Linked DNA regions of Homo sapiens: region 1 is linked to region 2. Evidence: read pairs that join two places in POLR2A ChIA-PET (ENCODE). Cell type or tissue: MCF 10A. All regions are shown on one strand.

Region 1 (5,000 bases), 57 kb before region 2:
ATTTACTTAAAAATCTCTGAGTCTTGTCATAACAGAGGATATACTTGCTAAAGCACAGTTCAAAAAGGAGCCCAAGAAATCAACTCTCCGTTTTACAAATGAGATTACGCTATAGAGTGGTGAACTGCCTCAACTGCTTCAGCAGCCACAGAGAGAAGCCCAGGGTCTTGATTCCAAGCCCAGTGAGGTACATACACACTACAAGGCCACTGTATTTAACAGTACATCTCCCTGCAGGAACACAGTAACTGCCACTACAATAGCTGTACGACTTTGGGTTACTGATTCATCTGTGCTTGAAAGATCTCTTACTACAGATAATAGTTAGGCATGGGGTTTTTTGTTTTGTTTTCATTCCTTTTTTTTTTTTTTTTTTTTTGGGACGGAGTCTCGCTCTGCTGCCTGGGCTGGAATGTAGTGGTGTGATCTTGGCTCACTGCAACCTCTGCCTCCTGGGTTCAGTGATTCTCCTGCCTCAGCCTCCCGAGTAGCTGACATTACAGGTGCCCACCACCATGCCCAGCTAATTTTTTGTATTTTTAGTAGAGATGGGGTTTCACCATGTTGGCGAGGCTGGTCTTGAACTCCTGACCTCGTGATTCGCCCACCTCGGCCTCCCAAAATACTGGGATTACAGGCATGAGCCACCGTGCCCGGCTATAAATACTTTCTTAATGCTAAGAAAAAGGAGGAAAATCAGCATTTATTGAATACCTACAATGTGCTGGATACTTTCTGCCATATGATTCCCCCTCGCCCCTTTCTACTAGGAGTAAGCCTGGCTTTGGGCAAGCCAGAGAACTTGAAGCTGTGAGGAGATGGGGCCAGGATTCGACCCTGCCTGCTGTGTCTGGAGCCCATGCTGTATCTACAAGTGCTATAAATGTGATTTACTGCTTGTTTCTGACATTGTGGAAAGAGCTTCTGCTTGGGCATTTTGGCTGATCTACCATTTCAGCCAGGGGTTGCTATAGGCAAGCACATCTCTGGCTGTTGATCAAGAAAGCACAAAAGTCTGAGAGATTGATAAACACAGTCGTTTTGGACCAGAGGAGGAGTATGATGTCTGTCTTTCAGACCAAGTTAAGCTCAAGGGCATGATGAGCTCAGACTTTTAAGAATTTTTATTTTTGATGTTTCCATGTCCTTGTTTTCTTCCTTTTGGTTGGGAAAACATCTTACGGTTATATCTACGGGGTTTTAATGGCATCTGACACTGTTGCTCACTTCTGTTCTTCTCCCATGGTTTCCACAACACTGTATTGATCTGCTACTTTTCTTCCTTTTAAATTTTTTACTGCCTCTTTTTCTCCATCTGCTTAACATGCCCTCACTCCCAAAGCTCAGCTGAGGGACCTGTTAAGCCTGAAGGCTTGGCACTTCAGCACTTCCTTTTCAGAAAGTCTCATCTGTCAGTAACCTTTGAAGCCTTCAAAATCTCCATATCCTTCCCTGACTGCTCACCTCTGCTCCAGTCTGATAATTTCAGAGGCCTGGAGGATGTCCTCATATAAACTTTACAGGTCAAATGTGTATTGTCTCATTTGTGTCTTCAAGATGGGCATACCATCCCATTCACAGACAAGAACGCTGAAACTCAGGAACACAAAGTAGCTTGTTTAGAATTAGTTAAGTGACAGAGCTGGCCTTGAATTCAAGCCTTCAGATGTTAAATCCAGTGGCTCTGATGCCACTAGAATGTTCTGGTACTAACTGGAGAAGAATTATACTACACGTCCGAAATAAAAGTTACAACCTGCTCCCCATTCACCATCAGATTGGGTCTAATATTCTGCCAAATGCAAAACCTTTGAGTCACTTTGAGTACTCTTCATTCTGCTGCTTCCATCTCTGGAAAGGCTCCCATTCTGAAGAGGACAGGACAATATCCTGCTGGGAGGAGACTGGTGGGGCTCGGGGGGGTCACATTTACTTCCGCCATGGATAAACAGAATGGGAATGTATATTTTTTAAAGTATTGACCTATTTCATACAGCAAAATATACTTTTGGTTAATCCTAAATACCAATCACATCACACCAATTCAGTAAGCTTTGTCTACCTCCAAGAATTGTCCTTCTATCTGTCCTACACGTGGAGGCCAGTTTAATTACCTTAATTGTGCCCCTTGTCCTCCTCCATAGGGACCAGCCCAGGTCTCCTGGATAAAAATACAATCCTTGAATGCCGGTGGGGGCAGCCCAGGGGAGGCCTAGGTAGCCTTTCCTTCTAAGGTGTGGTATAGCCCATCAAGCTCAGGTTAAAAGACTAGGGATTGAATAAAGAAGTTGAAGTTCATATACACAGAGCATTTAAGGACAGATGAAAAAAATCAGATTGGAAATAAAAGAGAAAGGAAAGTTCCAAAGGGCTTTAAAATAAAGTACCTTAACCCTGGCCACACTGCAGCAGAGCCTGATGTGGACTCAACAGCTAACCCCTTCTCATTCAGCCTGCCTGCTACTCTCACAATAAAACAGCTGCTCTCACTGCCCCCCCGCCTTACTCATGACCCCTCACCAACACTCTGTGATGGAAATCTCTTTGTTTCTGGAGGCCAAATGGCTCATTCTAGATTAATTATTATTGGTTCCATGGAAAAACAGGTTTGGTTCATTACACGTTCAACTTGCTAAGTCACCGCTTGACCTTAGCTCAGAAAAACCTTAGCTCATAGAAGAGAAATCTGCAAAGTAGTGCCTGAGTAGGCACCAGCACGGATCAGGAGGAGGGATGTGTGAACCCCAGGTCTAGAGGAATATTTTACTAAGGAGTGTCATATTTTTATATGCACACACATCTGTATCTAACTATATCTGTGTATGTGTGTATGTATTTGGTTTAAAGAGCAGAGCAGTTTAAGACTTGTACAAAAAGAGAGTTGTTTGTCTGAAACTCAAAGAAGGTGACCATGAGTATTCTTGACCATGGGACTCTAGACCACTGAGAGTTAGAGCAACTTTTAGCATGTTAAAGAATGACCTGTGGGATTTTTAAATACTTAAAAATCAGTTATGAGGCTGGGCTCAGTGGCTCACACCTGTAATCCCAGCACTTTGGGAGGCTAAAGCAGGATTGCTTGAGCCCAGGGAATTTGAGACTAGCCTGGGCAACATGGCAAGATCCCATCTCTACAAAAAATAAAAAAAAATGTGCTGAGTGTGGTGGCCTGTGCCTGTAGTCCCAGCTGCTTGAGAGGCTGAGATGGGAGGACTGCTTGAGCCCAGGAGGTCAAGGCTGCAGTGAGCTGTGTTCAAACCATTGCATTCTAGCCTGGGCAACAGATCAAGACTCCGTCTCAAAAAAAAAAAAAATTAGTTATGATTTGATATGAGACTAGGACCAAATGCGTTCTTATAAGTCAAATAAGAAAAGGTATGTGAGTTTTTACATTTACTTAAAAAGCCTCTGCCGGGCGTGGTGGCTCATGCCTGTAATCCCAGCACTTTGGGAGAGGCCAAGGCAGGCAGATCACCTGAGGTCAGGAGCTTCGGATCAGCCTAACCAACATGGAGAAACCCCATCTCTACTAAAAATACAAAATTAGCCAGGCGTGGTGGCGCATGCCTGTAAATCCCAGCTACTCGGGAGGCTGAGGCAGGAGAATCGCTTGAATCCAGGAGGCAGAGGTAGCGGTGAGCTGAGATCATGCCATTGCACTCCAGCCTGGGTAACAAGAGTGAAACTCCATCTCAAAAAAAAAAAAAAAAAAAAAAGCCTTTGAGCTGCCCTGTCTGCACTAACCCTTATGGTAAGGGGTAAGGAGTTTGAATACAGAAGTTGGGGATTTCGAGATGAAGCAAAAATGAACTCTGCCTCAGAGGGCTCATCATTTGGGAAAGTCAGTAAACAAAATAATCCCAATATAGTATGAGAAATGCTAAAACAGGAGGCTGCACGAAAGGCTGCTGGGATTTGGAGGAAGGACTGACTGGCTCCTACTCAGGCTTTATTTTGTTTCATACTGTGCCATTTTTATTTAGGAGATAATCAAAGTGGAGATAACAAAAAGCAGCTCACAAGATGGATGGCCCTGCTTTGCTGATGTGCATCACTGCTGAACTGCCTGGAGGTTTCCGGCTGACGAAACCTCAGGTCCAAGGGTAACTCTAGGCTTCACCTCCCAAGCCGCCTATTCACCTGGTGGTGGCAGAGAAAGCAAAAGGCAAACTCCTCAGTGGCTCCAAGGGGCCACTCAGGCAGCAGAACCTCTTTGCTCAGAGGAAGCCGAACTCCATACCAAGGAATTCCAACCTCTCTTCCACCGGCTCCTTCTCATCATGCTGAAGGTTCTCTCATCCTGTAAAGCAGCCTCTTGACTATCATCCCTACTAGCTATTGCCCATTTACTCTTCTTTTAATTCCCCAAATTCTCAAAAGAGGACGGGCTCACCTTCACTGTGAATGAATTCTGTGGCCCATTCACATCTGGCTTCCGCCTACTCTAAGGCATGAGTGTTTCTTTTTCTACACCATCAATGGGCACCATCATTACTGAAGCAAATGCTTTTCATGCTCCTCTCCCTTGTCACCTGCACCTCCCCAGATCCGGTCCTCTGCTGCCTTCGTGGTGCCCTCTCTCCTGGTTCTCATCTCACCCCTCTGCTGCTGATTGGTCTCCATCAGGAATCTTCAGCCCATCGCCAGCTGCTGGCCTTTCCCAGATCTGTTTTCAGTCCCCTCATATCACAGATTCATCCTGTGGGAATTCTACCAGCTCTGTGGCTTCTACTGCCACCACTTTAGTCTCACAATTTTGGCTACTTACTGAATATCTCCATCTGCTTATCACATAAACACCTCAAACTCAATATATTCAAACTCACTCACTTTCCTCCAGATTCTGGTACTCTTAAAATTTCCACTCTTTCCTTAGCTACCCTAGCTAGGAGTTATACAGTAATCTGCAATTCCTCCCTCTCCCTCACCTCCAAAATCTGAGTGTTCACCAAGTCCTTTTGATTCTACTCTGAAGTATTTCTAGAATCTCTCCTTTCCTC
Region 2 (5,000 bases):
AAGCTGGGGCAATTTCACCTCAGGGCACTGGCCCAGTTCTCCTGCTGTTCTCTCTGCCTGGAACTCTTCCCAGCCATTTGCGGGGCGGGCTTCTTCACCTGCTTCAGGTCTTACTCAAATGTCAGCTTCTGAGTGAGGCTTCCTGAACCATCTATTTAAGATAAGCCCCTTCCATCTCTGGTACTTGGTCTTCTGTGTTGTCGTTTTCTCCGTGGCATAAGACATTCTACACGTATTCACTCATCATCTCCCCCCATGACTCCTCACTAGAATATAATCTCCTCCAGAATGAGGATCTGCCTCTGTTTTGTTCACTTTTATAACCTCATTATTCTTAGCAAGAATAATGCCAAGCATATTAGACACTTAAAAAATATTTGTAGTATTAAAGTCCAATGAATATAAAAAAGAGATGGAAGTCAAATTTCTAAATGAACATTAAAAGCCAATAAATGTATATATCTTTATGGAAATAGTCATTATGGAAAAGAAGAGTTTAACGGTCTTGGAAAGGGATTGGCAAACTTTTTCAGTAAAAGGCCAGGTAGTAAATATTGTCATCTTTGCATCCATAATGCCTGTATTGCAGCTACTTAGCTCTCCTGCTGAAGTGCAAAGGCAGCCGCAGATAATATGTAAATGAATGAGCACGGCTGTGTTCCAACAACATTTTGTTTATGGATACTAAAATTCAAGTTTCATGTAATTTTTACGAGTCATGAAACATTATTATTTAAATATTTTTCTAACCATTTAAAAAATGTAAAAGTCATTCTTAGCTGTGGGCTGGATTTGGCCAGGAGGTTTTAGTTTGCTGACTCTTGATCTAGGATTATAGAAATATTTGACAGTTCTACAGATGCTGAAAGTACGAAAAGTATCCAGGAAGAAATATAGGCAAACCCCACCCCCCTAGAATAGGTTATTAGCAAAAATGAAAAGAGGCCCTTTGGTCAAACTTCTTAGAAGCTATATTCCATCAGCAGGTAAACCACAGGAATTAGCTTTTTTCAGGCAAGGGTGAGGTGAGCATTAGGCAACTCGTGGACTGTGGGAGTTCTCACAACCATACTAGATTGTAACTGTGCAAGAGGGAGCTATTTATATGATTTTGAACGAAGCTTGAGGCATATTCTGGTGCTTTTTAACTTCTATGTTAGGTGAAAAAGCTGCCTACAAAAGCCTTCCTCCCACCCAAAATACTAGCTGTTAGTTGGTGACTGATCCTCAGAAATATTAACATGAATCATATATGCTCTTTTCACAGTGCAAAAAGAGATAATTTTAACACTCAGAAAATGTCATAAACCACACAATAGAGAAGCTATCCAGCCTTCAAATTGTAAATAAATAAAATCCTGTTCCTGCATGGAAGCCTCTTCCTCCTTTCGATTCTGATGCTTCCTCCTCTGGATTCTGATGCCTGCAGGGCTGGCTGGTGTTAACCGTGTTCAGTCTGATGCTGAAGGCAGCCTTTGCTCTCCATCCTTCCTCCCTGGCGCCCACCCTTGTTAGCCCGACTGTCTTTGGGAACCCATAGCACTCAGCCTTGCCCTTTCTCTAGCTGCTGCTCTTCTCACCTACAGACAGCTTGTGGCTGCCCTGTCTCTACTGCGATCAGCCCGGGTTGGCCTAAGCAGCACCAGCTGAGAGCAGGGCTCAGCCTTTATCCAGGCTTCAGGAAAGAACCCCTGAGTTAATTTTCTTCTTCCTACTTGGAGAAACAGGTATTTTTGTCTTTGATCCCTAAGCTCTGTTTTCTTTCTCTTGTTACTAAACAGTTCACTCCCTATCCACTCTCCTTTTTTTGCAACTTCATCATTTTTCCACATTGCACCGTTTGGCACAGGAGAAGGAAAGAACCACATCAAATAAAGGAATGCAACCACAAAAGCTGCCTTGAGAAACAGGGCCCCAGATTTTTTTTTTTTTTTTTTTTTTTGTCAATTTACCGTTTTTGGACTTGTTCTCCCATAATCAAATCCTCCCTATCGTGCTAACAATGTGGTGGTGTGTCAAAACATTGGAATTCTGCTTCAATCAGCAACCCAGAGCTTAATAGGAAAATGAAGCAACAAAATGTTGCTCTTACTGTTAACCTTAGGCTAGGCCTGTCCTTAGGATGGGGACTGTTTGCTTCTTTATGGTAAATGGGCCAAACGTTCAGTTTTGTGAGAGCTTGCATTGTCAGCAGAGGCCCACAGCAGTGTCTTGAGCACCATTCAGGCACGCTTCTAAAGCTCAAGTACCGCAAACTGAAGTACGAAGCATCCCACAATTTAGTAAGCCAGAGAAGAGTTAAGACTAAATTTGTTTGCAAAAATTTTAAAGACACATTCATTTTACTGGCAGCAAGTCAGGGGTCTGGCTCTATGACACTCATGTCTGCAGTTATCACAAAAGGGCTTGCGTGAAATTAAAGTGGTTGTTTTGTTTCTTGTTTTTAAATTAAAAATGTGTGCAATATGTAAACCATTTAGGGACAACAATAAGGTGCCACAATTCCAAACCAAAACATTTGCAAGTCACCACTCTATGTCCTCAGGGAGTATGTGATATAGTTAATGTTTCTAATATTCATCATCAATGAAAACATCAGTTACAGGTAGAGAATTTCTGATTTAGCAATTTTTTAATCTTTTGTGATTAACTGGGTAAATTAAACTGTTTGAAGGTAAGTATTTTTGTTGTTTTGGTTTGGTTCACATGGAGTCATGTGCCACTTTGGTTAATGTGGGAAATAGCCTCTTCTTCAACATCATCTGTTGCATATACAAGCAGTGAGTAGAAGTGTATCTGTCCCTGAACACCAAAGTAGTGTGACCTCCCTTCAGAGATTTCTCTTGGGGAGAGAGGAAGGGGTGGGAGGAGACATACCTTTTCTCCCACCCTTGTTCTAGCATAGCATATTGGAATCTCAGGGTGGAGAAATGTGTTATTTGAAAAGAAGGAAAAAAGCTCATAGCTGGTTCTGATATGGACTAAAAGGACAGACTACCTGACTGCCCCACCCCTGAGAAATGCTGTTTCAACCATACAGAAGGAATCTTCTATCCTCAGAAGTTAAAGACCTCAGTTAATAGGTAAAGTTGCTGCTCTTCTAATTTTGGCAACATTCAGCCTGGCCCCAGTTCTACCTTGAAGAGCCGAGTTATTGGTGTCATTCCAGTTGCCCATTGATCTTCCTGTCCCCTCTGGAGACCTCTACTCTCACTCCCACCACAGCTGCCCAATAAGCAGAGAGTACGATCAAGTCAAGGCGGTGAACAATGAAGGGAAGAAGGGCAGAGCCAGTTTAAGGGGCTGTAGGCAGGTGCTTGCTTGTAAGGACCCTCTCTCCTCCCCATTCTGCTGATGCAGCTCAGGTGCCAAGCCCGGGTGCCTGGCCCTGGTGCCAGCTACTGCCCCAGGAAATGTCCACAAAGGTGAGCATGGGGAGCAGGACACAGACACTGGATGGGGGCACTGTCCCCCTCTGCAGTGTGCTCCCCAAACCAGCTGGAAAGCAGGAGGAACCATTTTCTGGAGCAGACTGGGAAGAGGGAATTGAGGAGGCTATAAGTGTGGTTAGTGTTTTAACAAAAATAAGATATATTCAGTAGATTGCTATCATTTCAAAAACATTTGATCTTACTAAATATCCTGTTTACTTAATAACAGGGAAGTGGGAGTTCAGTTCTGTTAATATCCATCTGTGCAAAACTAGGAATCTATTTCTAAATAACATAATTTATTTACCTGCATCTTTTACTTTTAAAAAATATCCACTAATTTAAATACTATTTTTAGCCAATTCTCTAAAATAGATGATTCAAAACAGCCACAATAGTAACAAGGGCCCACACTTCCCCAGACAGAGTGCGGGGCGGGCCTGCGGGGAAGCAGGGCCAGGGTGCCTCATGGTCCAGGCTGCCTAGAACTCAGGGGAACCTGTACTGAGGCGCCTGATAACTCCAGAAGATGGATGTGTTTGCTTTCTTTAAACCAGTGACACAAGACACAACAGAAAGGGAAAGATTTAGTCAGGAAGAGAAGGGGTTCTGGGAACTGTAGACAAGGACAATGCCAATTTAATTGGCCAAATATAATTGAGGTTGGCCTAATAACTTTTTTGGAAACCACTTTCTTGGTTGCTTGAGAATTTGGATTGCTACTGTTTTCTTAAGGCTTCAAAACCAAAACACTAAACATGTACTAATAGAGCAGTATTAATAGCACAAAGGGGAATGCAAACATGACTTATGAGAAAAGTTGTATGGCTGGCCCATAGCTATTATCTCCTGCCCCTGCAGCATGTGAAGGTATCAATACTGCATCCATGGCATCAATGGGCCGAAAGTAGTTTCGCTCAGACTCACGTGGAATCACATGTTGAATATTCATAGCTTCACTTCTGGAAGCTATGACTGTTTTACCCTGTATGGCAAATGGGACTTCGGTGAGATGTGATAAAGGTTAAGGACCCCGACATGAGGAGATTATCTTGAATTCTCTGGTTGGGCTCTCCATCAATCTAGGCCTCTTGGTGTAAGGATTCAGTTCAAGACACTCTTAACTCTCAGGATTCCTAGTACTCTCCAAAAATAACACTTCCACAGAACCCTGTGTAGGCATTTAGAGTCTTAGAGGAGAGGGCAGGGAAGGGTTCACAACTTCTGGGCCATCCGGCAAGTGCTGAGCATGAGAATATGTAAGGTCCACCACAGAGCTTCCGGCCATTCGATGGGGCCCCAGGCTCACATCAGCACCTCCCTTTCCCAACAAGACCAAGACTGCTTCTCAATACAGTCTGGGGCTAACTCAGGACAACTTGCTTTTCTGGATGTTTCCTCATTTCATTAGGAACCAACTTGGGATCAGGGTCACTCTGGAGCAAGGCGAGCCCTTAAGTTCGCTCCCATCACATTCTGAAACTGTTAAGCTGCAGGCATGCTCATTGCCTGAACAACAAACACACCAACCCAACTCTAGACTTGAAACAGAGATTGGGCATATTCTGA

What was found. ChIA-PET counts read pairs that join two places held together with the same protein. Peaks named below come from ENCODE experiments on the same cell type or tissue, not always from the same donor. Only the 100,000 strongest peaks of a DNase experiment are listed, where the experiment ranks them.
Region 1: POLR2A ChIA-PET joins it to region 2 with 14 read pairs; 4 of 35 experiments call an interaction of 5 or more read pairs at or near these places.

What each region holds. Positions count from the first base shown.
Region 1 is chr2:28,278,377-28,283,376 of GRCh38, reverse strand. The region is part of intron 10 of BABAM2 (BRISC and BRCA1 A complex member 2); the gene reads right to left. LOC124907745 (a long non-coding RNA gene) reads left to right here and starts at 365. Exons shown (of 2, transcript XR_007086254.1): 1 at 365-5,000. In MCF 10A, no CTCF peak of the experiment used is centred here; no DNase peak of the experiment used is centred here.
Region 2 is chr2:28,221,794-28,226,793 of GRCh38, reverse strand. All of the region lies in intron 7 of BABAM2 (BRISC and BRCA1 A complex member 2), which reads right to left. Among named protein-coding and RNA genes, the nearest start is that of BABAM2-AS2, 86 kb to the left of the region's middle. In MCF 10A, no CTCF peak of the experiment used is centred here; a DNase peak (open chromatin) is centred at 2,003.